2 separate regions of the Mus musculus genome follow, and region 2 is linked to region 1. Evidence: chromatin contacts called from ENCODE Hi-C data. All regions are on one chromosome and are shown on one strand. Each heading gives the region's core, a stretch centred on a gene start or an enhancer-like site at or near the end of the contact. The rest is flanking DNA. Distances are from core to core; before and after follow the strand shown. Region 1 holds the start of Olfr873 (olfactory receptor 873). Region 2 has its middle 23 kb from the start of Zfp266.

Region 1 (5,713 bases), core at 1,149-3,648:
AAGCAGACACTTAAACTCATCATTGGACTGAAGTCAGGAACCCCTATGGTTGATTTAGGGCAAGGAATGAAGAAGCTGAAAGGGAGAGTGACTACATAGGAAGACCAACAGCCTCAACTAACCCAGATCCTAGGGAGCTCCTAGAGACTGACTCACCAACCAGAAGCATACATGGGCTGGTCAGAGGCCCCTGGCACATATATTGCAGAGGTCTGGCCTCAGTAGAAGAAGATGTGCTCAATACTGGAGAGACTTGAGGCCCCAGGGAAGGGGTCACCTGGTGGGGATATAGAACACCCTCTTGGAGCCAAGTGGAGGAGGAATGGGATGAGGAAATTTGGGTTAGGAAACTGAAGTTGACAGCAATAGCTGGAATGTAAAAAAATAAAATAATTTTAAAGCCAAAACAAAACCCCTTTGAAATAAGTGCTGACAATTGAATTTTATTTCATGTATGAAAAATAAAAATAAAAAATAAGAAAAGTTGAAAGGTCTATGGATAAGACTTTCCTGAAATCTCCAAACACATTTTCTCTTTTCCTTTTACTGTTAATAGTAACAAGTCCCCAAAGAAAGGGATAAGGTGGACCAATTGGCTAATTCGGAGCTGTGTGAATTGAGCCCCCAAGGTCACACAATTGAAGTAATTAGCCAGTGCCTTCAGATTTGTACTTTGCCAGGCTTTAATGTCTCTTACAACTTTTAGGCACCTTCATTGGCTTGAGCCTGCATTTTTTTTCAAGATCTGAATATATAAGCCATGGCTTCTGTGATTATCAGGAAGAAAAGAAGCAGTTGGTAATGTCCCTGCAGAGACACAGCCTAGGCCAGTAAGTGCTAATGGAGATGGTGGAAGGGTAGAGAGACTGTCAAGGTCATTGTTTCATTGTCCTCAAGAGGTATGAGTGTTGGGATGGAGTGGAGGATACAAGCATGCAAAGATTCTGCTCCAAGGGCTGAGCTGATTTTTGGAACTGGGATGAATTCTAGGAACTTTCAGAGTCTGCTTTCTTTCCACACTGGTTATCAGTCCTGTAGGCATCTCCCCCATACCATTAAGCAAAGGATCTTGTTTTAGCAGTGAGGATTGGTACAAAGTACTTTCAACTAGATTGCAAACCTTCTGGAAGACTCCAAGTGCTGTATTTCTCATATGTGTATGTAAGAATTTATGATCATAAAAAGGATGTGATATCATATTAAAAATAGCAAAGGTGATCTCAGGCATTGGATATTTTCATAGGATTGTATGTGGCTAATACAACATTCTATAAAGTAAGTTCATTATTGTTTAATTATTTCAGCTGTGTTTCTCACCAGTGCCTTATGCCAAGGCACTTTAGGGTTAAATGCACATCCATCAAAATGGAAGTCCACCAGAGTCAAAGTTAGTGTATCAGAAGCTGTGAGTTTGAGTAAGCCCTTATTATCAAGAATTCGTGGAATAAAAAATCAAATAATTAAAAAAAAAACTCCATGAGTGAAACTAGAAATTTTCTCTGTGATTATGAACTATGCTATTTTGAATCTCAGCAATGTGATCTTTAGTCTTACAGAAGTTTTATCAATAGCCAATTCTTACACTATCTTAGATTAATAGTGTATTTTCGCAGTGTTTTAATTTCCTTTAGTTATAATTGTGTTTTCTCATCATGGAAAGGATCTTTTTCTGTTTTTTCAATTATATTTCTGTTTGTATTATTTTGTGATCAAAGTATGGCTTATATATCGTTTTTGGTCTTGTACACCTTTACTAATGTAAGTGAGTGTAGAAAGAGATGGCTAACACATGTCAGTGGAAGATGAGTTTGTTTCTATGCCTTTAGACTAGTGTTGCTTATATCCTTGGTCAGATAAGCTTCCTTTTTTAGACTCACACTGGCTCAAGTGCTGAGAACAAGAACAAGTAACTGTTAAGTGTTCAGCTCTAAGTGGGACATCTATGCCACATTACCCATGATCTAGGGAAGCATCAAATAAAATCAGGTGAAAAGAGTAAAAAAAAAAAAAAAAAAAAAAAAAAAAACTGGAGAATAGGGAGAAATCTGTGAATGTTGTCTCCTGGATATGGCATGGCTATTACATGCATGCTTATATAGAAGCTGTGACCACCTATACATGACCTATACAAAAGTATGAAAGAAGAGAACTAGATGGTATCAGAAGGATGTCACCATAACTGAGATGGGGATTGATGGGGGTAATGGGAGAATATAATCATAATATATTGTATATATGTATGGAATTGTCAAAAATTAAGTCAAAAAGGAATAGTGAGATTGCAGAAGATCAGTAATTTTGCCAAAAATGTAGTCATTTGATCATTTCACAAGACAGTTGCTTTAATCCAAAATACAGTGTCGAGTGATAGTAAACTTCTGTCATTTTTATTAACACTATGTTCATTTTCAAAAGCTGTTCAAACAATATAGAACTTCAAAACCTAACACTAGTCTCAGAATTCCATCTCATGAGAATCTCTGATGATCCAGAACTGCAGCCCATTCTCTTCGGGTTATTTCTGTCTATGTACCTGGTTACAGTGCTTGGTAACCTGATCATCATCCTGGCTGTCAACTCTGACTCCAACCTCCACACTCCCATGTACTTCTTCCTCTGCAATCTGTCCTTGGCTGACATCTGTTTTATCTCTACCACAGTCCCAAAGATGATTGTGAACATCCAAACTCACAGCAAAGAGATAATCTATGTGGGATGCCTTACACAGATGTCATTTTTGATCCTTTTTGGATGTATGGATGGCTTGCTTCTGACTGTGATGGCCTATGATAGATTTGTGGCTGTCTGTCACCCACTGCATTACTCACTCATCATGAATCCTCGCCTCTGTGGCTCTTTAGTTTGCCTGTCTCTTTTGATTAGTCTTGTGGATTCTCAGGCACACAATCTCATTGCCTTACAAATCATCTACTTCAAGGATGTAAAAATTTCAAATTTCTTCTGTGACCCTGCACAACTCCTTAATCTTGCCTGTTTTAACACATTCATTAATAACATAGTCATGTATTTTGTTGGTGCTATATCTGGTTTACTTCCTATATCTGGAATTTTCTTCTCTTATTATAAAATTGTTTTCTCCATTCTGAAAATACCATCGAAAGGTGGGAGGTATAAAGCCTTCTCTACCTGTGGGTCTCATCTGTCAGTTGTTTGTTTATTTTATGGAACAGCCATTGGAGTATATCTTGGTTCAGCTGTATCACATTCTCCCAGAAGTACTGCAGTGGCCTCACTGATATACACTGTGGTCACTCCTATGCTAAATCCTTTCATCTATAGCTTGAGGAACAAGGACATTAAAAGAGCAGTGAAGAGACTTCACAGAAGAATGTTGTAATAGTAGGGCCTGTGGCACCCATTTAGAGTGTGGGTTTGTAATTACAGCAGGGGAAAAGCATCTAGATCCATGCATCCAGTTACAATAGTTTTTGGGTTTGATGACTCACAGAAAGGGACCTATCATAACTAACCTCCAAAAGACCCAACAAGCAGCTGAAAGAGTCAGATACAGATGTTTGCACCCAAACAATGGATGGAAGCAGCTGACCCCTGTTGTTGAATTAGGGAAGGCTGAAAGAAGCTGAGGAGGAGATGGCAAAATATTGATTTGCAAAATTTCAACTTAGGAAGAGCATAATTATATTCTTTGTTAAGAAGGGAATCCTGGAAACTTCATTCAATCCTCTCACACTAGTTCTGCTTTTCACAGAAGCTCTCTACATGATAGCAGAAAATATATGTCCCTATAAAGTATGTGCTAGTAATTTCAAAGCACTATGAAAGTGATGATAAATATATAAAGAGGGTGCTTATGACTGCAACGTCATGAAGGATTTATTGTTTTCATTTTAACTCTGGAGACTGAACCTAGGCAAGCACTCTGCCATGGAGCTAAATCCCAAACCCAAAAGCATTCTAGATAAAAGGCGCCTCATAATCTGACCAATGTGTCCTACATGTTGCTCATAATTTTGCATGTATAGTCTTCTCAATGTTGTAATACCACGGGTTTTGTTCTTTTACAGGAAACAAAGAGACACTGCAGTTTAATGTAACCTACTCTAGGTGTTTAAGTGGGAATAAATGAAGCCATGTTATAATACAGCCAGATGTGGCTGTGTAGTTTTAATCCCAACATTTGGAGACAGAAGCAGGCTAATCTATGTACACAACCAGTCACAGCTATATAGTAAGACTTTGTTTCAAAAAGCAACCAAATCAAACTAAAACCAAAAGCAAAATAACAACAGCAACAACAACAAAAACAGAGATGTCACAATACAGGATACCTCTCAGAGAGGATTCTGGCCCATTGCTTGTTTATTTATTTGTTGTGTGTATGTGAATGATACACATGCCACAGCAAGTATGCCAAAGGCAACTTGAAGGAGATGGTATTCTTCTTTAGTCATGTGGGTTCAAGGAATTAAACTAAGGTTGTCACACTTGGTGGCAATCTTTATCAGCTGAATCATCTTGTTTACTGCCCCCACCAGATTATCTTTTTGAAAAACCAGCAAGCTCCTTCACTTACCTGTCACTCTAAGAAGAATTCACTTGTTCACTGAGCTTTTATCAAGTGGGAGTCTGTTCCATCATTCAGACAGAAGTGGGTAGTACATACAGGGTAGATGGCTGTAGACCATAGGCTTAGTTCACAGACAGACACATGCATAATAACACATCAAATGTATCTTCTTGATCCCACTCTGGGGTATGCTTGCCGCTGTCCACATCTTTCCTGCTCTTTTAGTATTTCAACTAGTCTGAACAGGATGCCTGAAATAAGGATTTAGTTTTATTTCTTTTAAGGCACCAGGAAGAGTTTAAAGATGTTCTTCCTCTCTTTTAGTATTCGAGATCTTGGGGTTTCTTAAAAAGTTGGTAGTTAGGGTTTGGGTGTATGATTTAGTGAGGTAGTTAGCATGTATCGGTCCCTAGATTTGATCCATAGCACAGGAAAAACGTGTTTAATATTGTGTGTATGTGTGTGTATTATATATGAGTGTATATGTATTCACATGTGCTGGCATGTGTATGCTTTACATGTGTGTGCATGTTTATGGAGACCTCATGTTATATTTGTTCTGCACTGCTTTATTTTCTGATGCAGAGTCACTTACCCATCAGCTAATCTAGGTAGATATCTCTCTCTCTCTCTCTCAAGATCATTGAATGATGGGGTTATAGGTAGCCTCAACATCTGCTCAGCTTTTTCTGTAAATTTTGGGTGTCTGAACACCAGCCCTCATAATTGCCTCACAAACATTTTATTCACTGAACCATATATACAACCTGGAAAAATATTTTGGCAGCCAGAAATTATAAAAAAATTTAATTGGATGAAATGGTGACAATTTTGTATTCTGTCTATCCCCCTCATTTTATCTGTGATGTACAGCAGTTTGTTATGATGACTGGAAGTTGGTACTTGTTATCTACCCTGATTTCCATCTGATACAAGTACATTGAACAAGGGTTAAAAGATGAATGGTCTGTTTGTGAATGATTAATGTATAAAATAGAAAATAAATTTTGATATCAAATTGGGAGGAAAAAAATAATGTATCATTATTTGCAGATAATGTAATGTTACATATATATCCACAAATCCTAAAAAATCCACAGGGGATTCAAACAGCTGATTAACACTTTCAGAAGAGTATCTGGCTACAAAATTAACTCACAAAAA
Region 2 (5,167 bases), core at 1,914-4,413, 240 kb after region 1:
GTTTGTGCATGAGAACACAGAGCCATCAGGGGCTGGAGGATCCCTCTAGAGCTGCTAGAGTTACAGTTTTGAGCTGTTCTACGTGGGTGCTGGGAATTGAACTTGAATGCTTTGCAAGAGTCTTTAACCCTGAGCCATCTCTACAGCCCAATTAGAATTTTTTAAATTTAATGTATTTACTTATGAAGGGAGCATGTGTGGAGCACAGAGGGAAACTTTTATGAATTGGTGCTCTTCCTCCACCATGTAGGGGGATCAAACTCAGGCTGTCAGGTTTCATGGCAATGCACTGAGCAATCTTGTGAGTCCAGGAAGTTTTAATAGTTTTAGGTTTTTGTAAAACTCCTTGGTCTACTTCACTCTCTTCCCTCCACTCTGCCCAAAGTCAGGTCACTAAGGGTTTGGTATCAGTGGGATTGACATGTGCTCCCAGGATTCAGCTACTCTAGAAGGTCAAAACTTGGAAGTGGGAAGGCCCTGCCTCCGCCCTCTCTAAGCTGGCTCCCAAAGGAGTAGCTGATGGGAGTGCTCAGCTGTGCTCAGTTCTTAACCCATGCTCCTCACCCCACATTGCCTTTATGACTGGACTCTCAGAAATTCAGGACTTGTAGAACATGTAGAAACAAAACAAAACAAAACAAAACTAAACTAAACTAAACAAAACTAAACAAACAAAACCCACCCATGCCAAACTTGCTATGCACTGGCCGGCCACAGCAAGCCAGCTGCTCACACTCCCCAGGCCATATTCTTCCCTTTTCCTTGCTCCCAACCCAGTATCCGCTAGTGAAGACCCTCACTGGTTTGTTTCCCAAAAGCCCTGAGTGAGCCAACCTGCTGGAGTCCCTCCTTTCCCAACTGCAGAGCCTTGGACTTCGTTAGTTACAGGAGAAGAGGGTGGATTGCTCATATGAAGGAGTTCAAGAAAAGAACCAAACCTCCAGGAGCTACCCCTGAGCTGGGCACAGTGTGACCTCTTTTAAATTTTGTAATTTTATGTGTTATGTTTTTCCTGCATGTACGTCTGGGCACCACCTGCATGCCTACTGCCACTGAAGGCCATCTTCTGGAACTGGGGTTACGGATGGCTTTGAGCCACTATGTGGGTGCTGTGAATCAAACCTGGGTTGTTTGCAAGAGCAGGAAATGCTCTTACTCACTAAGGCATCTTTACAGCTGGAAAAATACATCTGTTTTTCTAACACACTGAGGGGTACTAGGAGGGCATCCTTCACTGTTTGAACCTCAAGCAAGGACGTTAGTGATGGGTGGGGTGGGGGGCATACTAATCCCAGGGCACGTCCCCAGGATGCAGGCGGTCAAAGGTTGGATCCATATAGCGCAGGAAAGAAAATGATTGGGAGGGTGAGTTAAAAAGGGAGGGAAAGAGGAGGTGGGATGATGAGGGGAGTGAGAAGAAGGAAGGGAGAAAGTGCCCGAGCCAACAAGTGACTTTAGTTTGCTCTGAGCCTGGACCACACCTCAGCTCAACCGACAGGATTTTTAAACTAACTTTGTACACAATCTGCACGCTACTGCTTTCAAAGCTATTTCATTCAGCAAGGATAGCATAATTTAATTTTTCCTATTTTTCTGCGGAAGAAAATTTGGACTTTTTCCACAAGAACCTCTCTCTCCCTCTCTCTCTGACACAGGGTCTCATGAAGCCCAGTTTGGTCTCAAACTGCTATGTAGTAGAGGATGGCCTTGAACTCCTGAATCTGCCACCTCTGCCTCCAGAGCGCTAACATTACAGGCATGTATCTCCCATACTCAGCTCCCATTCCTCATTGATGATCTTGAATTTTATTCTTTAGACTATACACATGCTCAAATTACTGAAAATTTTGTTTTTCAAAATTAGTTCAAAAAAACAAAACACCCACAAGATGTCTCTGCTGCCAGCCGTTGGACCTGAGTTCTGTTCCTGGAGCCTATATGGTCAAATTGATTCCTGCAAGATGTCCTTACACACACACATACACACACACCGCATACGTTAAATGAATTTGTAATAGAAATTTAAGAAAGAGATCCTGTCTCAAAAATAAATTTGAAAGGGATTCTGCCCAAGCCATACCTGCAACGCTCCCGACTCCAAATGCCTACACTCAAGAAAACCAAAAAGCTGGGGGCCTGGACTACAATTTCAGACTCCCACTGTGCAACAAACAGAGCCCAGCCCCAGAGGAGTTAAAACAAAAAACAAAACAAAACAAACAAACCATACACTGCAACCGGTTGAGGTGTGTTTACAATTCTCCCTGCCCTGGAATTCAGCAAGTTGGCTAGGGTGGCTGGCCAGTAAGTCCCCGGGACTGATCTTTCCTCTCTATCCCAGCATTGGGGTTACAAATGTGCACCGGGCTTTTGGTTTTACATAGTTTCTAAGGATCGATCTCAGGCGCTCAGGTCCAAGGTGGCCCTGGGTTTGATCCACATCGCCAACTTTAAAAAAGGAGAGGGGGAGGAGTAGGAACAGGAGGAGAGGAAGAGGAGGAAGAAAAGGAAAAGGATACAGCAAGCAAGGAATAGATTTCTTAGTGGCACCCCTCCTCCATCACAGGAAGTCCCAGAGCTTTTAAAGTTGTGTTGTTGTATTATTGTTTTGTTTGTTCTCACTTGCTGTGCTGTGGTTAGAATCCAGGACTTCAAACGTGGTACACAGAGGCTCAACAAAAGAGCCACACCCTGGATACTAGGATTACAGCAGAGGCCAGTCCTGTTCTGCTTGCCAGTCTGATCTCAGTTTCTGCGCCCCTGTGCATTTAGCACAATTCTCATTACGTGACTCCTGACCAGTCTGCGTAGGTTGGACTGCTTTAGTGAAAAGCTAGACGGCAGACTCGCAGGCTTTTCTGAGCATCAGGTGGGGCAAGTCCCTACGTGAAACCCTGTTCTTCAGGTCTATCCCGCTGTGCACACCACGCACTCGACCCGGGCCCCACCTCCAGACCGAACTTGGACGTGTGGGCTCCCCTCTGGGTCGAAGACCCGCTCCAGAGTAGGATTCTGGTACTCAACCCCGGCTGTTGGGTTCCCAGACCCGGCCTCTGTGCGAGTAGTAGCGACCCCACTCTTGAGCTGAGAACCTTGGTCCCGCAGCCTGGGTAGCGGCTCGACCCCAAGAATAGGTAGCCCAGCCCCAGAGTACGAGGTCCCAACCCTGAGATAGAGGCCCCTCCCCCAGGAGGGATGCCCCGCCCCCAGGAAGGATGCCCCGCCCCCGCTGTTCCAGCCAGACAATAAAGTCGGCGCTCTAGGCGGGTGCGTGCTTGGCAGCCTCGTCGCGAAGCGCTTTGTACCGGCGGCCGCTGGGCCTGAGCTCTCGCGCCCCGCCTGAGGCTGCCCCGGAAGTGACACCATAATGCAGTCTTCTCTTCCGCCGCCATCCCCTTTTGTCAAAGAACAAATTGGTGAAGGCCCTGAGTTGGTCTTTCGTGGCTGGAGCGGTTTTAGTGGCTTGGAGGGTTTGCCTGGAGGAGGAGCCGGAGAAGCCAGCGCTCCTGGGTCGGCAGGAAGTATCCTGTCGGGACACAGCGTCCCCGGGGTGGCTTTTGCGGTATTTTTCTTTTGTAAACATTTTGAGACAACAGCTCACAATGTAGGCAAGGGTGGTCTCGAACTTCTATCCTCCTGGCGCAGTAACCCTGATGTTCTGGGATTACTAGGCGTAGCCTCCATGCCTGGCTCTGGTCTGTCTTCGTTTGTCTCGTCCCCTCTTCAAAATCCCCTAGAGAACTTTCTGATTTTTTTTTCCAGAAGAAAAAAAATTAACCTGACAGCATACGTTTAGTTGAGGCCCTTCTTAAGTGGCTGCAGGTGTCTGGCGATCCGATTTTAGGCAAGCGCTGGGTAGAAAGATAATTTCAGAGAGTCGGGCAACCCTTCTTTTTCTTTTTTTTTTTTTTTTTTTAAACCGAATCCTTGGTAGCCCAGGCTCATGATCCTCCTCTCTCAGCCTTAACCAGTGCTGATATTAAAGGCGAACGTCACCATACCTGCTGCATTGTGATTCTGAGGGCAGTCAGTCCACATTCAGTAGTAGGGAAACAATGACCATCAAACCAGCATAATACTGCCACCTTGGGGTAAGAATCAATGGAGAGAAGTAATTTTAAATGGATAATGGCCAGTTTGTTGTTTGAACATAACAGCAAGAGAGGGAAGCACTTAAGGATTTGTTATTCACACTGATTACAAAATATTGGGTATATTCGTTATTTTCTCCTTGCTCTGACAAAGTGAAAGAACCAACTTAAGGTAAGAAAGACCGGCTCACAGCATGAGAAGGGGTACAGTCGCCCAGCGATGGTGGCACAAGGCAGGCAGATCCTGAGTTTGAAGCCACCCTGGTCTACATAGTTTCAAGACAGCCAGGACTGTTACACACACACACAAAAAAACCCTGTTCATAATGTATACTTACCATATGACCCAGCAAATCTACTTCTAGGTATATATTCTCGTGAAGTGAAACCCCACACAATAATTACCATGGCACCATTATTCTTCTGTTAAAGATTTGCATGTTCAGTGTAGACTCTCTCCACTTCCTCTCAGCAGCAGGTTGCCCACAGTATACCTTTTCCACACCACTGTGACTACCTCAACTTGGTCTTCTTACAGACAGAATCTTGACAAGTATAATACATCGATGGCATCCTCTTTTAAAGTGTTGAACACTAAAGTCCTACGTGTGCGGGGCTGCTGGGACAGCTCAGCCTGAGTTAAACTCCTAGGACATGATGGGAGGATGGAATCAACGGCTTCAAATGATTCTCTCATCTCCACACATGGGAATCATACACAACATGTCCTCCCATTACCACCTCCAGAGACTCCATCATGGTAATGGCTTCAGTAGTCCCATGCTTCCTGGAGTTTGGGGTTCATATCTATTTATATACTCTTGATGGAAGAAACAGCACCCTCTTTTGAAACAGTGACACATGTATTCCAACCTGATTTCAAACTGTGTAGCCAAGGATGACCTTGTACTCATGATCTTCCTGCCTTGACCTCCTGAATGCCGGGATTATAGGCATGTATCACCAGTCTGGTTTTATGCAATGGGATGGAAGCCAGGGCCTACTGCATGCTAGCCAAGTACTCTACTAACTGGGCCAAATCCCCAGCTCTCATGCCTCTCAGCCTTTTACCATGA

What was found. A loop is a pair of places that touch in the nucleus more often than their neighbours do.
Region 2: a map of Patski shows a loop between it and region 1 (2.9-fold over the local background). The contact joins the enhancer-like site here to the promoter of Olfr873 in region 1. A Hi-C loop is called at or near these places in 1 of 37 maps with a recorded cell type or tissue (Patski).

The regions. Positions count from the first base shown.
Region 1 is chr9:20,297,813-20,303,525 of GRCm38, forward strand. Olfr873 (olfactory receptor 873) reads left to right here and starts at 2,399. Exons shown (of 1, transcript NM_146561.1): 1 at 2,399-3,358. The coding sequence starts at 2,399. The coding sequence ends at 3,358.
Region 2 is chr9:20,541,373-20,546,539 of GRCm38, forward strand. No RefSeq gene overlaps it. Among named protein-coding and RNA genes, the nearest start is that of Zfp266, 23 kb to the left of the region's middle. Within about 2 kb of position 3,164, at least 1 of the 3 ENCODE cell types and tissues checked has a DNase peak (open chromatin) inside an H3K27ac peak, as active enhancers do.